2 separate regions of the Homo sapiens genome follow, and region 2 is linked to region 1. Evidence: chromatin contacts called from ENCODE Hi-C or POLR2A ChIA-PET data. All regions are on one chromosome and are shown on one strand. The core of a region is the stretch at or near the end of the contact, and the rest is flanking DNA. Distances in the headings are between cores, read along the strand shown. Region 1 holds the start of MRPS10 (mitochondrial ribosomal protein S10). Region 2 holds the start of NFKBIE (NFKB inhibitor epsilon).

What was found. Hi-C counts contacts between places; a loop is a spot of excess contacts on that map. ChIA-PET counts read pairs that join two places held with the same protein, here RNA polymerase II (POLR2A). Pooled maps may share reads with other maps.
Region 2: a loop to region 1 is called in a map of natural killer cell, with 19 times the contacts of the local background. The contact joins the promoter of NFKBIE here to the promoter of MRPS10 in region 1. A Hi-C loop is called at or near these places in 1 of 168 maps with a recorded cell type or tissue (natural killer cell), 1 of 37 single-sample maps with no recorded cell type and 7 of 50 pooled maps. POLR2A ChIA-PET finds 5 or more read pairs at or near these places in 1 of 52 experiments (activated B cell).

The regions. Positions count from the first base shown.
Region 1 is chr6:42,215,380-42,219,858 of GRCh38, reverse strand. MRPS10 (mitochondrial ribosomal protein S10) reads left to right here and starts at 1,998. Exons shown (of 7, transcript NM_018141.4): 1 at 1,998-2,057. The coding sequence starts at 2,010. RefSeq lists enhancers at 1,831-2,110, 2,682-3,283, 3,284-3,886.
Region 2 is chr6:44,263,108-44,267,586 of GRCh38, reverse strand. NFKBIE (NFKB inhibitor epsilon) reads left to right here and starts at 2,036. Exons shown (of 6, transcript NM_004556.3): 1 at 2,036-2,605. The coding sequence starts at 2,241. RefSeq lists a silencer at 1,822-2,491 and enhancers at 2,410-2,909, 3,302-3,531, 3,832-3,881, 3,962-4,081, 4,092-4,341 and 1 more.

The DNA of each region.
Region 1 (4,479 bases), core at 749-3,248:
GAGAGGATTGCTGGAAGCCAGGAGTTTGAGACCAGCCTGGGCAACATAGCAAGTCTCTGTCTCTACAAAACAATAAAAATAAAATAAAAAATGGTCGCAAACACCTGTAGTTTTAGATACTCCAGAGGCTGTGGTGTGAGGATCACTTAACCCCAGGAGTTTGAGGCTGCAGTGGGCTATGATCAAGCCAGTGCTCTCCAGCCTGGGCAACAGAGCGAGACACTGTCTCACACACACACACAAAAAAGACAATATAGTATTATAGAAGCAGACTTTAAGATGAGGAGAAAGTAAAAGGAAAAATAAAAATAAATTTTTAAAGATTTGCACAAATGGAATAAGTTTTTTTTTTGGAGACGGAGTCTCGCTCTGTTCCCTAGACTGGAGTGCAGTGGTACAATCTCAATCTCGGCTCACTGCACTCTCTGCCTCCCGGGTTCAAGAGATTCTCCTGCCTCAGCCTCCCAAATAGCTGGGATTACAGGTGCACACCACCATGCCTGACTTTGTATTTTTAGTAGAGACAGGGTTTTGCCATGTTGGCCAGGCTGATCTTGAACTTCTGACGTCAGGTGATCCACCCGCCTTGGCCTCCCAAAGTGCTGAGTGCTGGAATTACAGGTGTGAGCCGAGCCACTGCACCTGGCCTTTTCTTTTCTTTTCTTTTTTTTTTTTTTTTTTTAGACAGAGTCTCATTGTGTCTCCCAGGCTGGAGTGCAGTGGCACGATCTTGCCTCACTGCAACCTCCACTTCCCGGGTTCAAGCAATTCTCGTGCCTCAGCCTCCTGAGTAGCTGGGACTACAGGCACACAACGATGACACCCCACTAATTTTTTGTATTTTTAGTAGAGATGGGGTTTCACCATGTTGGCCAGGCTGGTCTCGAACTCCTGACCTCAGGTGATCCGCCCACCTCAGCCTCCCAAAGTGCTGGGATTACAGGCGTGAGCCACCGCACCCAGCCTGAAGAAGTTTTTATTATAGCAAATCCCAGTTATACATCTTTTTACTTGGAAAAAATTATGGTGGACATTAATAATTAGACAAAACACTTTGGCTTGTTGTAAGTGAAGCTAGCCATTGTAAATTCCTAAATACTAGAGTAACATAAGGAAATGAATAATTTAGAAAGATCAGTAGGACAGCGGTATACAAAATGGTTGGAGCACAGGAATTCCAATTGGTGTGGGGAAGGAAGAAAGGATTAAGAACCATAATTAGAAAGCCGCTGCAATAAGGTAACTGAGTGGCAACTGGACCCAATGGTAGTGGCCGACTTTTCTTTTTCTTGTTAAATATAGATTTTGTTAAAATTTTGAAAAATGCAAAAAAAATTGAAAAATGCAAAAATAGGAAAATAAATCACCCATTATTCCAGTACTGAAGTAAATGGTGTCAATACACTAGTTTCAGTCCGGGCTTTGTGGTTCATGCCTGTAATCTCAGTCCTTTGGGAGGCCAAGGCCAGAGGATCACTTGAGGACAGGAATTCAAGACCAGCCCACAAAATAACGAGAGCAATATAATGAGACCCTGTCTCTACAAGAAAATTAAAAAAAAAAACAAAAAATTAGTCGGCTGTGGTGGCACGCACTTGTAGTCCAGCTACTTGGGAGGCTGAGGCAGGAGGATCACTTGAGGCAGGAGTTTGAGGCTGCAGTGAGCTATGACTGTGCCACTGCACTCCAGCCTGGGCAGCCGAGTGAGACTCAGTCTCTAAAAGGAAAAAATAAGTAAATAAATAAATGTGTGTGTGTGTGTGTGTGTATACACACACAACAATTTAAAGGTGAAAACATTAATAGGGCTTGGTAACTATCCAGACACTGGCCGGAGCCAAACCAGCCTGGCCAGCCAACTGTCCCGCCCCCAAAAAGCACAGGTTCATGTCTCTATGGTTGTTCCAGCGCCGGAACATGAGGATGTACTCTCTTCTTTTGCGGAACTCTATGGTCTGAGGACGCCGCTGTAACCCCGGAAGCAATCCTGAGAGGTCGGGACCGGCAAGATGGCGGCGCGGACAGCGTTCGGTGCTGTGTGCCGGCGCCTCTGGCAGGTACTGGATTGGCTAGGGAGACTAGGAGGGCTGACCGGGATAGTTGCTTTTAAGTTTCCCTGCCACCAGCCGCTCTGCCCATCAGGATTTTTCCTGATATTTATCCCTCACCTCGCGCCGTTTACAGGAAAGTGACGAGAAAGGGGCTAGTTTTATCAGAATTCTCTCATGGAATTAAATATAAGTTAGTGAGTCCAGGCAAAGATAGGAACAAGAATAATCGTAGAATGTCAGAGCTGGAAAAGATTTTGTACTTCGTATGTTCCAAAACCCCTCCTTTCACGCTTGCAAAATAAACTGAGGCTCAGAGAAGACAGGAAATTTGCCTCGCGAAAATTAGAGGCTGAGCTGGTGCAAGATATCAGACTCTTCCCATGGAACTAAATTGAGATGCTTTCCTGGCATCCAAATTTAGATGAAGGTCTCAAGCCAGAGAAGTGGGTTAGATATCCTCTGCGCAGTTATTTGCAGGAGGAGCAAAAACTTTTCAGCAGCGGTTCTCCTGCTTTTTGGCCTTGGGACCACTTTACACTTTCGGAGTTCAGGACTCCAGAGAGCTTTTGTTTTTGTGGGTTTTTGCTATCTATATTTAGCTTTTTGGAAAATAAAACTTAAGAATATATATTGATTTAAAAGTAACACTAACTCATTACATGTTACAACTAATACTTTATGAAAAATATATTTTCTGAACAAACTGAGTAAGGAGCAGCAATGTTTTACATTTTTGCAGCTCTCTTTAATTTCTGGCTTAATAAAAGCTAGATTCAAATCTGCTTCTGTATTTAATCTTTTCCTATATCACACCTCAGGCTGTCACGGGAAAACTTCACTGTACACTGGTAAGAGAATGAGTGGAAAAGTTGTAAATGACGTTTTGGTTTTATGAAAATAGTTTTGATTTCCCGGATCCCCTGAAAGTGTCTCAGACCCCACAGACGTCCTCAGACTACACTTTGAGACCACCGTTTTTGTTTTTGTTTTTGTTTGGAGACGGAGTTTCGCTCTTGTCGCCCAAGCTGGAGCGCAATGGCACGATCTCGGCTCACTACAGCCTCCACCTCCCGGGTTCAAGTGATTCTCCTACCTCAGCCTCCCGAGCAGCTGGAATTACAGTCATGCGTCACCATGCCCAGCTAGTATTTGTATGTTTAGCAGAGACGGGGTTTCACCATGTCGGTCAGGCTGGTCTCGAACTCCTGACCTCAAGTGATCCGGCAGCCTCGGCCTCCCAAAGTGCTGGGATTACAGCCTTGAGCCACCGCACCCGGCCTGAAAACCACTGTTCTTGAGAAAAGTCAGATGGTATTAGAGATTGAAATTTTTGAACTGCTTTATTAAGACAAATTTACCCAGACAGCCCTCCCTTCCAAACCACCACTCCCCCAACACACACACACACACACACACACACACTCTCTCTCTCTCTCTCTCTCTCTCTCAAGAAATACAAAGAAAAAATGCAATTTAAAAACTTCTTGGCCGGGCACGGTGGCTCACGCCTGTAATCCCTACACTTTGGGAGGCCGAGGTGGGCGGATCACGAGATCAGGAGATCAAGACCATCCTGGCTAACATGGCAAAACTCCGTCTCTACTAAAAATACAAAAATTAGCTGAGTGTGGCGGTGGGCCCCTGTAATCCCACCTACTCAGGAGGCTAAGGCAGGAGACTTGCTTGAACCCAGGAGGCGGAGGTTTCAGTGAGCTGAGAATGCTCCACTGTACTCCAGCCTGGGCGACAGAGCAAGACTCTCTCAAAAAAAAAAAAAAAAAGAAAAGAAAAAAAAAAGAAAAGAAAAAGCAGAGGTTTATAGTGGGAGAATGTGACTGAGAAGTGTAATATTCTTGCTCCTCTTGCACAACTCGATTGTGGGGTCACTGGTGTAATTGTTGGGAGGGAATTTTCTATGCAATTTTGTCTGAAGAATGGCACATACCTCTTACCACTTTGTGTTGTACCTGATTTCCTTTTTCCTTTTCCCCTTTGGTGCAAAGAAGATTATAGAGTTATGATTTGTCTCTATCTTGGGTAAGGAGAGGAAGGACAATAAGCTAAGAATAGGCTTTTAAAACGTGGCTAGGTGGTGGTTCACTCCTGAAATCCCAGCACTTTGGGACACTGAGGCTGGAGGATCGCTTGAGCCCACGAGTTCAAGACCAGCCTGGGAAATATGGTGAAACCCCATCTCTACAAAAGTACAAAATATTAGCTGGGCCTGGTGGCCCGTGCCTGTAGTCCCAGCTATCTGGGAGACTGGGGTGGGAGGACCACCTGAACCTGGGAGGTCCAGGCCATGATCATGCAACTGCACTCCAGCCTGGATAACAGAGTGAGACCTTGTCTCAAAAAAACCCTGAAAAAACAAACAAAAACGTACTTAGGTGACAATCATTTGTATTAATGAAACTTCACTTATGCT
Region 2 (4,479 bases), core at 787-3,286, 2.0 Mb before region 1:
AAAGTTTATAGGCGTGATTACAGGCGTGAGCCACCGCGCTCGGCCAAATTTTGAACCCAGTTGGTCTGGGTCTGGAGTTTATTACTATACTTTTGCTGCAGCCTTTGAGGACCGGAGAGGAACATGTCAGGGGAGGAGACTGAGAACATCTGAAATCATGCTGACTCAAGGGAAGGAGATGCTTCAATTTCCCAGGCCTTTCCCCTCGTGGCTCCTCACTGGGCTTCATGCTCATTACGTCTTTCCCACTCTGGTCCTACATGGGGTTGAAGAACAGTGGGCCATCTTCTCCCCTCAGCCCTCCCCCAACTCTTCTGCCTCCAATCGCCCCCCACAGACTAGGTCCTTCTCCTCTCCCTATCTCTCTTCCCTTCCCATTCTCAGTTCAAATGGAAGCTTCCTTGCCTCTCACCCCACTGAGTAGCTGGCCCCACTGTGTGCCCCCACAACACCCTGTTCTCACTTCTGTCTTATCCCAACCACTCTGAGCTGTAATTGCCAAGGAGCTTTTTTAGGACCATGGGATTTTTTTGTTGGTCATGGGGGGTGGTTATTGGTTATTACTGTGATAGTCAGTTTTGCTTCCAGTAGAAAGAACAACGTCAGACATTACAGGAGACCTTCCATACATGTTTGTCAAGTAGGTGAATGATGGATGAATAAAATGAGGTTGCAGGGGAAGGGCTGTGGGAAAGCTGGCCTCCCCCCTGCAAAACGTTGCTGTCTACACTCATCCACCTTCCTTTCTCCAATGCTGGAGATGGAAAAGCTACATGTTCCCTTGCGGATAACCCTCTAAGGGCATTGCTGGCGTTAGGCTGATAGCACTTGGAATAGTGGGGAGGAATGAGGGAATAAATCATGGAGCATGGGCTTAGGGCTCACTTGTAGTAGGGTGCTCCCACGGCCTTCCTAGGCCCAGGGACAGTGAAAGAGGAAAGATGTTTTGGGACTAAGATTGGGGCTGTGTTGGGGACCTGAGCAGAGTGCAACCCAGCATGTCTGGGGCCTCCCCAACCTGACCCCACTTCCTTGACTGCTGGGGTTGACCAGAAACTGTAACTACCCAAGGCCAGGGTTTCACCCTTTGAGGAAGAAGAAACTCCACAACCACTTTACTTTTTAGACAACAGTTTCCCTGAGAAGACGCTCTTTCCAAAAAAACATTTTCATGCCCAATTCCATGTGATGTGGGACGTTGACACAGGAGACTGTCTTCCAGGACCCAGGAGAACTGCTCCTTTAAAGATAATGGGAGTCCCCTTTCCCTACCCGTACCCCTGGGCACTGATAGGGAAAGATGAGAAAGCAAGAGAAATTGAGATAAATGGGCAGGGGATAGGAAGCAGTGCTTCCCCATCCCATCGCCTACATGCCCTCCCCCAAAGATGCCAGCTTGTACGGACAATTAATAGATATTTCTTTTAAAACAAATGAATGATCCGGGACCGGTGGCTCACAGCCTGTAATCCCAGCACTTTGGTAGTCCGAGGCAGGCAGATCGCTTGAACCCAGGAGTTCGAGACCAGCCTGGGCAACGTAGCGAGACCCCCGTCTCTACTTGTAGTCCCAGCTACTCGAAAGGCTGAGGCAGGAGAATCGCTTGAACCCAGGAGGCGGAGGTTGCAGTGAGCAGAGATCAACCACTGCACTCCAGCCTGGGCAACAGAGCAAGACTTCGTCTCAAAAAAATAAAAAATAAAAATAAAACAAATGAATTAAGAAATAGAAGTGAAAGAAGGAAACAGTACATGCGTGGAACTAATGAATGGAGTGAAGGAGGAAGGGGGAAAGAGTGAATGAATGAATGAATGAATGAGTGAATGAATCAACGAAGGAGTGAGTCAAGGCCCGGGAACCACAGACTCCAAGCCTACGCAGAGCCCGGGAAGGGGGATTCCGGAGGGGCGGGGCCTCTTTCCGGAAGCGCCCGCCGGGGGCGGGGAGGGGGCGGGGCCATCCGCGTGAGGCGACCCTGTTGGTCCGGAGGGGCGGGGCGAGGAGGAGGACCCGCTTGGGCGGTTCGGCTGCCCACAGTAACCGCTGGGTGGACCTGGCCAGCGCTCCGAACCTTGTCCTCGCTGCGCGCCGGCCCCTCGGAGCCCCACAGCCCGGGAAGGAGGCCGCCGCGGGCCGGGCGCCCGCTCTGCCAAGCGGACCCGCAACCCGGAAAGGCGGCGCGGCGGAGCCTGGAGCCGGATCCTGCTCAGACCGGGCCCCGGCCGGCCAGAGCCGCGGGCATGTCGGAGGCGCGGAAGGGGCCGGACGAGGCGGAGGAGAGCCAGTACGACTCTGGCATTGAGTCTCTGCGCTCTCTGCGCTCCCTACCCGAGTCCACCTCGGCTCCAGCCTCCGGGCCCTCGGACGGCAGCCCCCAGCCCTGCACCCATCCTCCGGGACCCGTCAAGGAACCACAGGAGAAGGAAGACGCGGATGGGGAGCGGGCTGATTCCACCTATGGCTCCTCCTCGCTCACCTACACCCTGTCCTTGCTGGGGGGCCCCGAGGCTGAGGACCCGGCCCCACGCCTGCCACTCCCCCACGTGGGGGCGCTGAGCCCTCAGCAGCTGGAAGCACTCACTTACATCTCCGAGGACGGAGACACGTGAGTATGGGGGCTAGGCTGAATCGGGATGCTAACTCTGGGCCTGCCCAAGAGCCGCAACAGGTCGGGCACCCCCACTCCCCCGTGAAGATCCTTCAAGTCCCCATTCGCTCTTCCAAACTCCAGACTTAACTCTCAGCCCACTTTTGAGGTCCAGCTAGGCCATGGAATCATCTCTGTCCTCCCATTTCGGGGTGGGCAGAGCTGGCAGGACCCTTAACCCAGCCAGCATCTTGGAAATCTACCAATAATCCACCCTTAGGAAGAGAAAATTCCCCTGACCAAGTCCAGTTTTTTTGTTTCTTCTTGCTGGGGAAGGGGACATCCTTATTTGCTCAATATCTGGGATTCCCAGTTCCTGACCTCAGAATGCTCTGTCTCAAGGAACAACAGGTGCCAGTTACAGGTTGCCAGTCGGGGCCAGGAAGCTAGGCATGGGGGGTGCCACCAGGGTGTAGGTTTGGGACTGGTCCTCAGGAGGATGGGGTGAGCCAGGCTGGGGCACTCTTGCCCCAGCAGACAGACAGGCGGCTGGCTGCCCCAGCTTACTTCCTCCTCTGCTAAGAAAGGGGAAGTGAGGGCTAGAGTCAGCGTCCCTGACATCCTCTACCTCCAGAGCCCCCAGTCCCACTAACTGTCGTGTCTCACTCCCTCACTTAACCCTTCCTCCTCCAGACCCAGATGGAGTTTGGTGGGAGTGGGCCAGAGGGCAGTTGAAGTAAAAGGCAGTTGTGTGGGATGGGTTGGCCAGTTGAGGATTTAGCCCCCCAGGAAGAAGAAAACATTGACAGAGGAGGGAAAGGTTGGGAACTGGGGATGAGAAATAGAGTTGGGGAGGGCTGGAATCCCTGGTCAAGGGTGCTCATATAAATAGGAGTAGGGGAGGCAGGAGGTGGCTGTCCTAACCTGCTTTTTGGAGATGCAGGGTCCTAATCCTGGGTGGCCATTGATAAAGACAGCTGGTGGACCCAGTGGGTGGGAGAGGAGTGACCCAGTCCTTTCTGTACTCTGCCTGGATCACCAGCCCTCAGGCCCAGAACCCCAAGGTTTTGGGGGCTGCACGCAAGATACCTCTGATGACCTTTGATCCAAGGAGAGGGGACTTTTGACATTGCCGTCTTTTGTTAGCCTCTCAGCCCCAGCCTTTTCCATCTCTAGTTAGAAGCAGGTGTTGTGTCCAGATTGGGTGTGTGTGTGGAGGGGAGAAATGTCCGGGCTCCCCAGCGAGTCCCCAGAGAGCAGGGGGCACTTTCCTCCCTCTGTTGGAGGTGTCTGGGCTGTGGGAGGTATGGAAGTGGGAAGAGGAAGTGGGAGGAGGGGATACTGGGGGAGAGAGGGAGGTGGCTGCAAGAATGTGACCCAGAGAGCAGGCCCTGGCCTAGGGGATTTCCAGAGCAGTTCCTCCCTCCCTCCGTCACTCTCCTGGGCCTCTCCTGCTGCCTGCTGCTAAAGCCTGCCACCCTCCTGCCCAAGCAGCCCCCTCCCCAGCCCAGACGGGCCTTTTAGCCAATCTACCCCCCTCACTAATGCCCCAAGGCAGCTGTCCCGGCCTAGACCCTCCATCACTGGCTTTCGTTTTCCCCACCTGACGTGGGGAAACCCCAAGACTGGAACTTCCCCTCCCAACTGCCCCCATTACCCCTAGATTAAGGTTCTTGGCCCCCTCAACAAATACATTTTCTGCACTACAAAGACCTCCTCTTGGAGGTGCACACAGGAATGGAGGGCCTCTGTTAGGCCCGACCTGGTCTGTGCTATCTGAGAGGTGCCTCTTGACTCCCAGGGAAGGGCAGCAGGACAGGATGCTGCACTGTCTCCTTGCTCCTCTTCCAAGAGTTTCTGTGTCTCTCCCTTGGAATGTGTAACACTGAGTT